Regions from separate parts of the Homo sapiens genome. Here region 1 is linked to region 2. A link is a contact called in ENCODE Hi-C or POLR2A ChIA-PET data. All regions are on one chromosome and are shown on one strand. Each heading gives the region's core, a stretch centred on a gene start or an enhancer-like site at or near the end of the contact. The rest is flanking DNA. Distances are from core to core; before and after follow the strand shown.

Region 1 (3,149 bases), core at 458-2,957, 2.1 Mb before region 2:
CTGGGCTTCTTTTGGTCCCCCCGGGGCAAATGAATGGCAAAAGAGTAACGAGCGAAAAAAAACTTTAATAGCTTTTAATCTTTATGCTGCAACATATACTCTTGTATATGCACAGAATGTATATTCTGTATATAAGACACCAAAATATATATTTTTGGGGGAAAGGTGTCAGGGGCTAAAGTGAAAGATTCACTTTTTACTAACTCTCCTCCTATAATGGTTGAATATTTTTAAAACCATGTGCACATATTACTTTTTAAAGTTAAAATAACAAAAAATAAGCTGCTAAAGATATCTCAAAAGAAGCTTTTTCCTGAGGGACTTACTAATATGGTAAGTACAGTAGCACTGTAAAGCCTTTTAACACTTTTGGTCACATAAAATTTTTGTTGTTAAAATTCCTGCTGTGCAACAAGTAAGTCCTTACTTGTCATCTTTCTCTTTTGTCTTTTTGTGCACCATCTCTCGGAAACTGGCTAAAATCTTACTTTCTCTCTTTCGTCTCTCTTCTTGGTTAAAGGATGCAAGAGCTCTCTTCTCATCAGCACTGTAGATCTGGTTCTCCTTACGCAGTCGTACAGCCTCCATTCTGCGATGCCTGCTACCACTCATGACATAACCTGAGCATTCAAAAGAACCGATCTCTTCACTTGTCAACCCAATTTCACCTCTTCGTGGGATTCGCTTTCCAGCTTTTACATACTCAGCCATAGCTGCACCTTCACCGGGAAGCAAAGCATGGCCATACTTCAAAGGTTTTTCATCTTGAGAGGTATGTATTATAGGTGCTTCTGGCCCTATTAAATCCATAGTATCTGCCACATTTGGCTGCTCCATCCAGGTAGCTTCTGACAAGTCCTCTTCTGAGTCTTTACAGCTTGAGTCACTGGATTCTTTTTTGGTTTTCTTATTCTTCTTTTTCTTTGTTTTGTGTTTCTTTTTCTTCTTTTTCTTCTTGGCTTTAACTCTCTTTTTATCATCATCAGAGTCAGAATTTGTGTCAGACTCTGAGTTACTGTCACTATCAGAATATTTCCTATGCTTTCTTTTAGACGACTTATTCTTTCTTTTTTTCTTGTTTCTTGAACGACTGGTCTTCTTTTTCCTATGTTCTTCCGAGTTGGAATCTGAACTGCTGCTTTTCTGATGCGTTACCTCTTCTTCATCCTCAACTGGGGTATGTTCGTCAGAATCTAGCTGAGGGAACTTTGGAGACGGCCCCCACACTTCAGGCGCTCCCAATTCCCCAATCCTCTCTCTCTCCTTCAGCCTCCTCTGCCGATGGCTCTCTTCCTTCTCGTAGTCTTCCGCTGACTGCCGTTCTTCTGCATAGCAGTGACGATGGTAGCGATATCCACTATACGAGGTCGACCAGGAGGACGCGAAGGCGTAGTTGCGGAATCTTGGGAGCCGCCCTCGCGACCCAGAGCGACTAAAGGGGTAAAGAGCGCCCACGTCCAACTCACTCCAAGGAGGCCTGAGGCCCTCACGGCCGCGGGAGTGAGAGCGGGAACAGCCATCCCAAGAGGAACATCTGCTCTGCGGGGATGGTGGGCTCCCCGAGGAGCTGCGTCGCCTTCTCCGAGAGCCCACGATGTCCTCGGAATAGCTGGACCGGGATACTGGGGGCATGAGCCGCGCCTCAACGCTGGGCGGTTGCTACAGACCCAGAGGCTGGCTGGTGATTCGCGGCCACGCAGGCGCACTAGAATCGGCCTCCCACGCACGGCTTCCGCTTCCTGTCAGTTACCAAACGGAAAACGAATCCGCGCGTGTGCTATGTGGGGCGGGCCTTGGCTGCGTGAAGGCTTCTTGTGGGAAGTAGGTAGGATTAGGGTGCGCCTGTTTTTAGGACTTATATTCCCCAACTTGAGCCGTGTGGGAACATAAAAGGACGAATTTGCGTCAATGATCCCCTCTACTGTTGGAACACCCACTTCTCTTTTTCGATTTCGCTTTTACCATTTTGCTTCTCACCCTTTGTTCTTCCCTTTCATTTCCACCTCCTTAACTTTACCCCTCTGTGGAAGATCCCTACTACCAACGCTCCTCCTTTTTTCCTTCCTAAAAAAGGAACTTGTCCACCCTCTTCGTGGAGGAAATATGTTTAATTAATCACTTCCCAACCCCCCTTGTTACCACTGGAAGCAAGAACCAAAACTTCTTTTGGAATCAGTTTGAGCTCACCCTCTAAGCTAGGTGAAGGCCAAAGTCGTACTTTTTTTTTTTTTTTTTGGAGACAGGATCTCACTCTGTCGCCCAGGTTGGGGTGCAGTGGCACGATCATGGCTCAGGGCCGACTTGACTTCCTAGGTTCAAGAGATCCTCCCGAGGAGCTGGGACTGCAGGTGCCCACCACCACGCCAGGTTGATTTTTTTAATAATTATTTGTAGAGACCGTTGTCACTTTGTTTCTGAGTCTGGTCTCAAACTCCTGGGTTCAAGCGATCCTCCCACCTCAGCCTTACAAAGTGCTGGAATTACAGGTGTGAGCCACCATGCCCGGCCCAGAGTCATGATTTTAATTATTAAATTCACAGACTTTTCCACCCTAGAAACACACAGAAGCATCCCACTCGATCTTGTAGACAGATGTCTTTCTATCTAGGGAGACTTCTTCAGAAACTTTGTAGTTTGGAAACCACTTTCTCGATACACATTAGATCTCACTCTCAGAAATGATAAACGTTTTATGCAAGATCATTTATCTCTCATCTTAAAATGTAAATAGGCATTAACATCATCTTGGTTCTCTCTAATTAAGTTGATCTGCTCAGTTGTTTGACAGCCAGGTCAAAACTTAAGAATGATGCCTTCCTGATGCTAGAACTCTAAACAACAAAATGGGGGAAATTAAATTGAATAAGACCAAATCATATCATTTGCTCTAAGTAGAATTTTAGTACTTTGATTGAAGGGGATAAGAATTGGTTCCATACATAAATTATATGAATTTAGGAACTGGTAAACAGCAGGGAGTATTATATGTGAATGGTCACATGTATAGTGAAAATATCATATGGATAGGGTGAGTACTATAGAGTTTGTGTAAGTAAAGAAAATTTTCTTTTGGAGTTATAAACTACTTGATAGGCCAATGAAATGGATATGTCTTACTTGGATAATTGTAAATTTAAGCCATTTAGTAT
Region 2 (3,061 bases), core at 5-2,504:
CTTCAGTCCTGCGATAACTATTGCCTACGTGCAGTCAGGCACCTTAATGATTGACTATTTGGTTTCTGCCGTTACCCGGAGGACTTTTAACCTGAAAGCTGCCAAAAAAAAAAAAAAAAAAAAAAAAAAAAACCTATAAATTAAATGACTTTCAGAAAAAGACGGTTTAGCAAAAGAATTTTAAGGTGTCTCAGAAGCTGCTTCTTTTTCCTGCACCTCAGCGCCTAGGATCCGCCTTTCCCTGCCCCACTCGCTTAAGAGCTTCAGACAGAAACTGGCCCAATTACAAAACAAATCAGAAACCTTTGTAATAGTTCCGTGTTCAGCTCACATTGTCTTCAGCCTTTACTTGCAGTTATTACATATCTGCATGGTAAAAATTTTACAAGAAAATGGGCGGGGGTGGTGGTGGAGAAAGCTCCAAACATAAGGAAGTTGTCAAGAGCGTGCACTTTCGTGCTCAGGGCGGGCCGTCACCACACCGAGTCCCGGATCAACATCACGATCAACTTGGAAATCTGCACACGGAAACCAAAGAGCTGTACATTTACAATACTTTCAGTTTATGCTAGTGTTATGTGATACTAAATGAGCTAACGATCTAATACGTACCCATAGCACTCAATTTCTAGTACCTATTGTTATTCCCTGTAACTTCCAAGTTATTTCCTCTGCAGTACTAACGTAACATTAAAGATTGGTACTGTGGTGCTAAGTCCAATAACCCCCCTTTTGAATGAAATGATTACAACTCATTTATTGAAAACATGCGTGGCTCTTAAAAGAGCCTTTGGGATTAGGTGTAAAGATGCTTACTTGGCAAAGTTACTTGGAACTGGTGTACTTGGTGACGGCCTTGGTGCCCTCCGACACGGCGTGCTTGGCCAGCTCCCCCGGAAGCAGCAGGCGCACGGCCGTCTGGATCTCCCTGGAGGTGATGGTCGAGCGCTTGTTGTAATGCGCCAGGCGGGAAGCCTCGCCTGCGATGCGCTCGAAGATGTCGTTGACGAAGGAATTCATGATCCCCATTGCCTTGGAAGAGATGCCGGTGTCGGGATGGACCTGCTTCAGCACCTTGTACACATACACTGAATAGCTCTCCTTGCGGCTGCGCTTGCGCTTCTTCCCGTCCTTCTTCTGAGCCTTAGTCACCGCCTTCTTGGAGCCCTTCTTTGGGGCAGGAGCAGACTTGGTAGGTTCAGGCATCGTAGCGTTAATAGTTAGAACACTGTTGCAAACACCTGAGAAAATAATCACTCCCGCCGAGGCCCTGTTCATTTATAGATGCGGTATTCAAATGAGGTTAATCAGATTTCGTTTATGATTGGATTAATTTTAGAGTGTCGTCACAAATGCCAATGTAAACGACACTTAAAAGTCTACCTTTTCATTGGCTATTTCGTTCCTTTACTTGTACCCAATGAGAAAGCCCAGACCAGACTACCCGAGGCTACTATAAATAGGCCTCTTTAGGCAAGACAGCTGTGCACTTCGCTTGGAGCAGTTGGTTTTTGAGATCCGACTTTTTTAACATTGTGGTGTCAGAACTTACACCGAAAGATACTTAACAGATTAGGAGAACTCACATTCCTTTCTTCCTTTAACAAAGTATGGGACTCGTTGCATACAGAAGCCGTGCTAATTGGGACATCCCCCCCCCCCAAGTCTGTCAGTTTTACGTTTCGGCAAGTCCTTAATCCATCCAAATGCCACATTTAAGGACCAAGTATTTTTCTGCAGTGTCGGTTTCTAATTTTCAGTTATGTGGCAGTAGTCTCCCCAAGCACTTGAAATGTAGCCCTTCGGAAATAATGTCAGTACTATGCCACTTGTCCTAAGACGTACTCCTCTGAAGTCCCTCACTGCCTGCCATACTCGATAGGGATAACCAGTAGGCTTGTAACCAGCACAGAAACTGATACACTGTGCCGTGTTTGGAACTCGGAAAAACCCAGCTTAGAAACCCGGGAAAATCCCAACATTTTTTTTCCCATGCTATCTGGAGGCCAGGGCCTGCTAAAAGTGCAAAGCACAAGGGAGGCCCAAATGGGTTCAACTCCGACACTCGAGAACGCAAAATCGAGATGACGCCACTGCACTCCGGCTTGGGCGACGCGACGCCTTAGTCAAAAATAGCTCCGGAGACACACAAAATCCCACTCCTCTCCCCGACTTTGTTCCCGGGAGACCCGCCCCTGCTTAGCAGCGTTTTCCCGAGCCACGCCCCCTAATAGTGCAACAGCTCTTTTACTGAGAGCGGTGGGTGGCTCTGAAAAGAGCCTTTGGGTTGTGTTGGGCTTCTAAGCAGTTGGCCAAAGGAACTTTCTACTTTTTCTTGGCTGCCGCCTTCTTTGGCTTGGCTGCCTTGGGCTTGGCGGTCTTTGGTTTAGCCGCCTTGGGTTTAACTGCTTTGGCCTTCGCTGGGCTCTTGGGCGCCTTTTTTGGCTTGGCTGCTTTCGCCTTTTTCGGGCTTTTCGCTTTTTTGGCTCCAGCAGCTGCAGCCGGCTTCTTCGCCTTCTTTGGGGTCTTCTTGGCGCTCTTCTTGGGGGTGGCCGCCCCCGTCGCCTTCTTGGGCTTCTTCGCCGCTCCTGCTGGCTTCTTGGCCTTGGCCGCGCCTGCCTTTTTAGCCTTAGGCTTGGCTTCCCCAGAGGCCGCCTTCTTGTTGAGTTTGAAGGAACCCGACGCGCCGGTGCCCTTGGTCTGCACCAGGGTGCCCTTGCTCACCAGGCTCTTGAGACCCAGCTTGATGCGGCTGTTGTTCTTCTCCACGTCATAGCCAGCGGCTGCCAGCGCTTTCTTGAGAGCGGCCAAAGATACGCCGCTGCGCTCCTTGGAGGCGGCAACAGCTTTAGTAATGAGCTCGGACACCGGGGGCCCAGACGCTTTGCGCTTGGCCGCACCTGCAGACTTGCGGGCCTTCTTCTTCACGGGAGTCTTCTCGGCAGGGGCCGGAGCAGCGGGCGCGGCAGGCGCAGTCTCGGACATGTTGAAGGCAAGCGTGAGCGAGAGCAATTCGAGCCGGAAGCAGAGGCACTGGCCGGGACTCGAGCCGCGGCGCTGC

Evidence for each region. Hi-C counts contacts between places; a loop is a spot of excess contacts on that map. ChIA-PET counts read pairs that join two places held with the same protein, here RNA polymerase II (POLR2A).
Region 1: POLR2A ChIA-PET joins it to region 2 with 12 read pairs in B cell. The contact joins the promoter of NKAPL here to the promoter of H2BC5 in region 2. A Hi-C loop is called at or near these places in 1 of 37 single-sample maps with no recorded cell type. POLR2A ChIA-PET finds 5 or more read pairs at or near these places in 1 of 52 experiments (B cell).

The regions. Positions count from the first base shown.
Region 1 is chr6:28,257,855-28,261,003 of GRCh38, reverse strand. It overlaps NKAPL (NFKB activating protein like), which reads right to left and starts at 1,707. Exons shown (of 1, transcript NM_001007531.3): 1 at 46-1,707. The coding sequence starts at 1,632. The coding sequence ends at 424. It also overlaps a transcript of ZKSCAN4 not described here. RefSeq lists a silencer at 1,620-1,699.
Region 2 is chr6:26,156,315-26,159,375 of GRCh38, reverse strand. H2BC5 (H2B clustered histone 5) reads right to left here and starts at 1,254. Exons shown (of 1, transcript NM_021063.4): 1 at 769-1,254. The coding sequence starts at 1,206. The coding sequence ends at 826. It overlaps H1-4 (H1.4 linker histone, cluster member), which reads right to left and starts at 3,047. Exons shown (of 1, transcript NM_005321.3): 1 at 2,261-3,047. The coding sequence starts at 2,985. The coding sequence ends at 2,326. RefSeq lists enhancers at 874-923, 1,063-1,814, 2,544-2,623, 2,884-3,043, 2,568-3,061 and a silencer at 2,204-2,253.